Linked DNA regions of Homo sapiens: region 2 is linked to region 1. A link is an interaction called in ENCODE POLR2A ChIA-PET data of the cell type or tissue named here. Cell type or tissue: PC-3. All regions are shown on one strand. Region 1 overlaps GOLGA4 (golgin A4). Region 2 overlaps MLH1 (mutL homolog 1).

Region 1 (2,500 bases):
TAACTATTTCCTGTGGCTGCTGCTTGTGAAGCTTTTGATTAAGTATGTAGGGATAAGAAACTATTATATTCAGGGTGACCCACCTTGGCCCCACTATGTCATCCTGTTTGCTTGTGTTTCTATGCATTGGCTATGGAAATTTCCCACTAGGTATTCCAGGTGATAATTCAGAGCTAAGGAGAAATATCCATTCCCTTTCAAATGGTGCCATCAGTTTGCTGTGTTTTAAAATAAAATATAGTTGGCCAGGCGTGGTGGCTCACGCCTGTAATCCCAGCACTTTGGGAGGCCAAGGCGGGTGGATCACCTGAGGTCAGGAGTTCGAGATGAGCCTGGCCAACATGATGAAACCCTGTCTCTACTAAAAATACAAAAATCAGCCGGGTGTGGTGACGGGCACCTGTAATCCCAGCTACTCGGGAGGCTGAGGCAGGAGAATTGCTTGAACCTGGGAGGCAGAGGTTGCATTAAGCCAAGATCGTGCCATTGCACTCCAGCCTGGGTGACAGAGCAAGACTCCGTCTCAAAAAAGAAAAGATAAAATTCAATGCTTTGCTCTCTTTTCTACATGTGTACCTGCCTAGAAACCTTTTAAAATAGGCAAATATCTTTTCAATAGAGCCAATGAAATTAAAATAGTAGGTATTGCCAACACTCTTACCTATGCTGCTTATACTAGCTAACATTTATTGAGCTCCTACTGTGTGCCAGGCATTTTGGTATATTTAGTTCTAGCCTCTTTCCTGTGAAGAAACTGAGGGAGAGTGACTCGTTCATTGTTGCACAGCTTGTAAGAGGTAAGGAGGAGAGCCAGGGTCTTTTTCCTAGCAGTTAGACTGCAGAGCATGTGCTTATAACTACTGCACTACAGTTTTTCATCATTCTCAGCATGGCATGTTCCTGCATTTAAAATTTTATATTTGAAACTGAACAAACAAAACCTGTGTTCATGGCTTTTTTGGGGAAAAGAACTTTGGTTTTTGTTTTATTCACTTACAAGTCCCCACAATACAATCCAGTCATACTCCCTTGGTCATAGGTAAGCCATTTGCCTGTCTGTATCCCCTTGTTTTGCTTGTTAGTCCACACAAACCAGTGAAGCTCCAGATTACCCTATTCCTTTACCTCTGTATTTATGTTGTACAGGAATATGTGGTTACTTTGTTTCCATAGGTCATAACTTACCAAGTTTAATTTCCTTTACTAGAGAAAAGTACCTTCCTTACCCCACCCCAGGAAAGGGTGAGTCATTTCATCTCACAATATTACTCTTTTATTAGCTTCTTGATTTTTTTTTTTTTTTTTTTGAGAAGTCTTGCTTTGTTGCCTAAGCTAGACTGCAGTGGTGCGATCTTGGCTCACTGCAACCTCCACCTCCCGGGTTCAAGCGATTCTCCTGCCTCAGCCTCCTGAGTAGCTGGGACTACAGGCACGCATCACCATGCCCGGCTAATTTTTGAATTTTTTTTTTTTTAAGTAGAGATGGGGTTTCACTATGTTGAACAGGCTGGTCTCAAACTCCTGACCTGGTGATCCGCCTGCCTCGGCCTCCCAAAGTGCTGGGATTACAGGCGTGAGCCACCATGCCCGGCCAGCTTCTTGATTTTTTTTAGTGTATGGTTACTAATTTAGCCATCTGATGTTCTTTGTGAATTTTTCTGGATGGTTTTTTTTTTTTTGAGATGGAGTCTTGCTCTTTCGCCCAGGCTGGAGTGCAGTGGTGCGATCTCGGCTCACTGCAAGCTCTGCCTCCTGGGTTCACGCCATTCTCCTGCCTCAGCCTCCTGAGTAGCTGGGACTACAGGCGCCTGCCACCACGCCTGGCTGATTTTTTTTGTATTTTTAGTAGAGAAGGGGTTTCACCATATTAGCCAGGATGGTCTCGATCTCCTGACCTCGTGATCCACCTGCCTCGGCCTCCCAAAGTGCTGGGATTACAGGTGTGAGCCACTGCGCCCGGCTGGTTTTGTTTTTTTAAATATAGACAATTATTTTGTTTCTAAGCCACAAAAACCTTTAGAACAGGCTGTTAATTGATGTGTTCCACACATTATAAGTTTCAATGAAATAAACTGCAGTTGGAATTTGATTTAATTTTAAAACATTTTATTTTTTAAATTGAACAGACAGTAAAATTGACTTTTTGTTTGGTTTACATGTCCATGCATTTTAACAAATGTATAGATTTTGAACCACTGCCACTGCCAGGATGCAGAACAGTTCTATAACATCATGATCTAACTTAACAGATTTTTCAATATGGTCACATCTTTAACATTTTAGGCTTGTCCTCTATCTTCAGGTTATTTTTGGATAAACGGTTGTAATATTTTAAAAATAATTATTTTTGACTTGCTTTGTATTTACTATGTCATACAGTTAGCTGTTTAACCAGCTTTTTTTTCTCTCTCAATTAAAGGGTATATTAAGTCAGAGTCAGGATAAATCACTTCGGAGAATAGCAGAATTAAGAGAGGTAAGTTTCAGTGATGAGTACTTT
Region 2 (2,500 bases), 250 kb before region 1:
ACATGATTTACTGAATATTTTAAGCCCATTGTGGAGACCTACTGCTCAGAAAAAAAGATTCCTTTCAAAAGCCTGTAATCCCAGCACTTTGGGAGGCCAATGCAGGTCGATCACCTGAGGTCAAGAGTTCGAGACCAGCCTGGCCAACATGGTGAAACACGTCTTTATTAAAAATACAAAAATTAGCCAGGCCTGGTGGTAGATGCCTGTAGTCCTGGCTATTCAGGAGGCTGAGGCATGAGAATCACCTGAACCCAGGAGGTGGAGGTTGCAGTGAGCCGATATCATGCCATTGCACTCCAGCCTGGGCACCAGAGTGAGACTACGTCTCAAAAACAAAACAAAAAAAAAAAACTGAAAGGAAGAGCTTAATGAGAAAGGCATATTAAAAGCCAGTATAGGTTGAAAGCTAGGCCTCTTGTGCAAGTTAGCCAAGTTATACATGAATGGTAAAGCAAAACAGCTTTATTGCTGTAATAAAGAAAGTTTTAGTGGTCTGGATAGAAGATCAAATCAGTCACAGCATTCCCTTAAGCCAAAGCCTAATCCAGGGTAAAGCCCTAACTTGCTTCAATTCTTTGAAGACTGAGAGGGGTGAGGAAGCTACAGAAGAAAACTTGGAAGCCAGCAGAGATTGATGAGGTTTAAGGGAAGAAGCCACAAGTGCTGATGTAGAAGCTGTAGCAAGTTATCCAAAAGATCTAATTGATGAAGGTGGCTTACACTAAACAACAGATTTTCAATGTAGACAAAACAATCTTCTATTAGAAGGTGTCATCTATGACTTACATAGTTAAAGAGGAAAAGTCACTGCCTGGCTTCAAAGCTTCAAAAGACAGGTTGACTCTAATAGGTACTAATGCATCTGGTGACTTTAAGTTGAAGCCAGTGCTCATTTGCTATTCCAAAAATCCCAGGGCCCTTAAGAATTATGCTAACTCTACTCTGCCTGTGCTCTATAAATGGAACAACAAAGCCTAGATGACAGCATCTTTTTAGAACATGATTTACTGAATATTTTAAGCCCATTGTTGAGACCTACTGTTCAGAAAAAAAGATTCCTTTCAAAATATTACTGCTCATTAACAATGTACCTGGCCACCCTAGATCTGTAATGGAGATATATAAGGACATGAACACTAACACAGCATCCATTCTGCAACCCATGGATCAAGGAGTGATACTGACTTTCAAGTCTTATTTAAGAAATACATTTCATAGGGCTCTAGCTGCCATAGATAGTGATTCTTCTGATGGATCTGAGCCAAGTAAATTGAAAACCTCTGGAAAGAATTCATCATTTTAGATGTCCTGAGAAACATTCGAGATTCCTGGGAAGAAGTCAAAATATCAACATTAACAGGAGTTTGGAAGAAATTGCATCCAGCCCTCATGGATAACTTTGAGGGGTTCAAGACTTCAGTGGAGGAAGTAGCTGCAGATGTGGTGGAAATCACAAGAAAATTAGAATTAGAAGTGGAGCCTGAGGATATGACTGAATTGCTGCAATCCCATGATAAAATTTGAACAGATGAGGAGTTGCTTCTTATGGATGAGCATAGAAAGTAGTTTCTTGAGAAAGAACTTAATTCTGGTGAAGATGCTGTTAATATTGTTGAAATGGCAACAAAGGATTTAGAATATTATATAAACTTGGTAAAGCAGCAGCAGGGTTTGAGTGGATTGACACTAGTTTTGGAAGAATTTCTACTGTGAGTAAAATGCTATCAAACAACATGACAAGCTACAGAGAAATCTTTCATGAAAGGAAAAATCAATTGATGCAGCAAACTTCACTGTTGTCTTATTTCAAGAAATTGCAACAGCTTCCTCAGCCTTCAGCAATCACCACCCTGATCAGTCAACAGCCATCATCAGGGCTAGATCCTCCACCAGCAAAAAGATAACAATTCGCCGACAGCTCAGATGACTGTTACCATTTTTTAGCAAAAACCTTTTTAATTTTATTTATTTATTTATTGGAGACAGAGATTCACTCTGTCGCCCAGGCTGGAGTGCAGTGGCACAATCTCAGCTCACTGCAACCACCACCTCCCAGGTTCAAGTGACTCTTGTGCCTCAGCCTCCCAAGTAGCTGGGATTATAAGCATGTGCCACCACGCCTGGCCAATTTTTGTATTTTTAGTAGAGGCAGGATTTTACTATGTTGGCCAGGCTTGTCTCGAACTCATGATCTCTGGTGATCTGCCCACCTCGGGTTCCCAAAGTGCTGGTATTATTGGCATGAGCCACTGCGCCCGGCCAGCAAAAAAGTGTTTTTAAATTAAGCTACCTACGTTGATTTTAGACATAATGCTATTTGCACACTTAATAGATTACAGTGTGGTGTAAACATAAGTTTTATATGCACTGAAAAACAAAAAATTTCACATGACTTGCTTTATTGTGATATTGACTTTATTCCTGTAGTCTGGAACTGAACCTGCAATATCTCAGAGGTATGCCTGTATCTACTTGTTCTGTGATACTTGTTATTGTC

The links. ChIA-PET counts read pairs that join two places held together with the same protein. Peaks named below come from ENCODE experiments on the same cell type or tissue, not always from the same donor. Only the 100,000 strongest peaks of a DNase experiment are listed, where the experiment ranks them.
Region 2: POLR2A ChIA-PET joins it to region 1 with 7 read pairs; 3 of 35 experiments call an interaction of 5 or more read pairs at or near these places.

What each region holds. Positions count from the first base shown.
Region 1 is chr3:37,286,816-37,289,315 of GRCh38, forward strand. GOLGA4 (golgin A4) reads left to right here. Exons shown (of 24, transcript NM_002078.5): 5 at 2,420-2,476. Among named protein-coding and RNA genes, the nearest start is that of GOLGA4-AS1, 44 kb to the left of the region's middle. In PC-3, no CTCF peak of the experiment used is centred here; a DNase peak (open chromatin) is centred at 1,206; H3K27ac peaks cover 1,010 bases.
Region 2 is chr3:37,035,678-37,038,177 of GRCh38, forward strand. The region is part of intron 13 of MLH1 (mutL homolog 1); the gene reads left to right. Among named protein-coding and RNA genes, the nearest start is that of MLH1, 43 kb to the left of the region's middle. In PC-3, no CTCF peak of the experiment used is centred here; no DNase peak of the experiment used is centred here.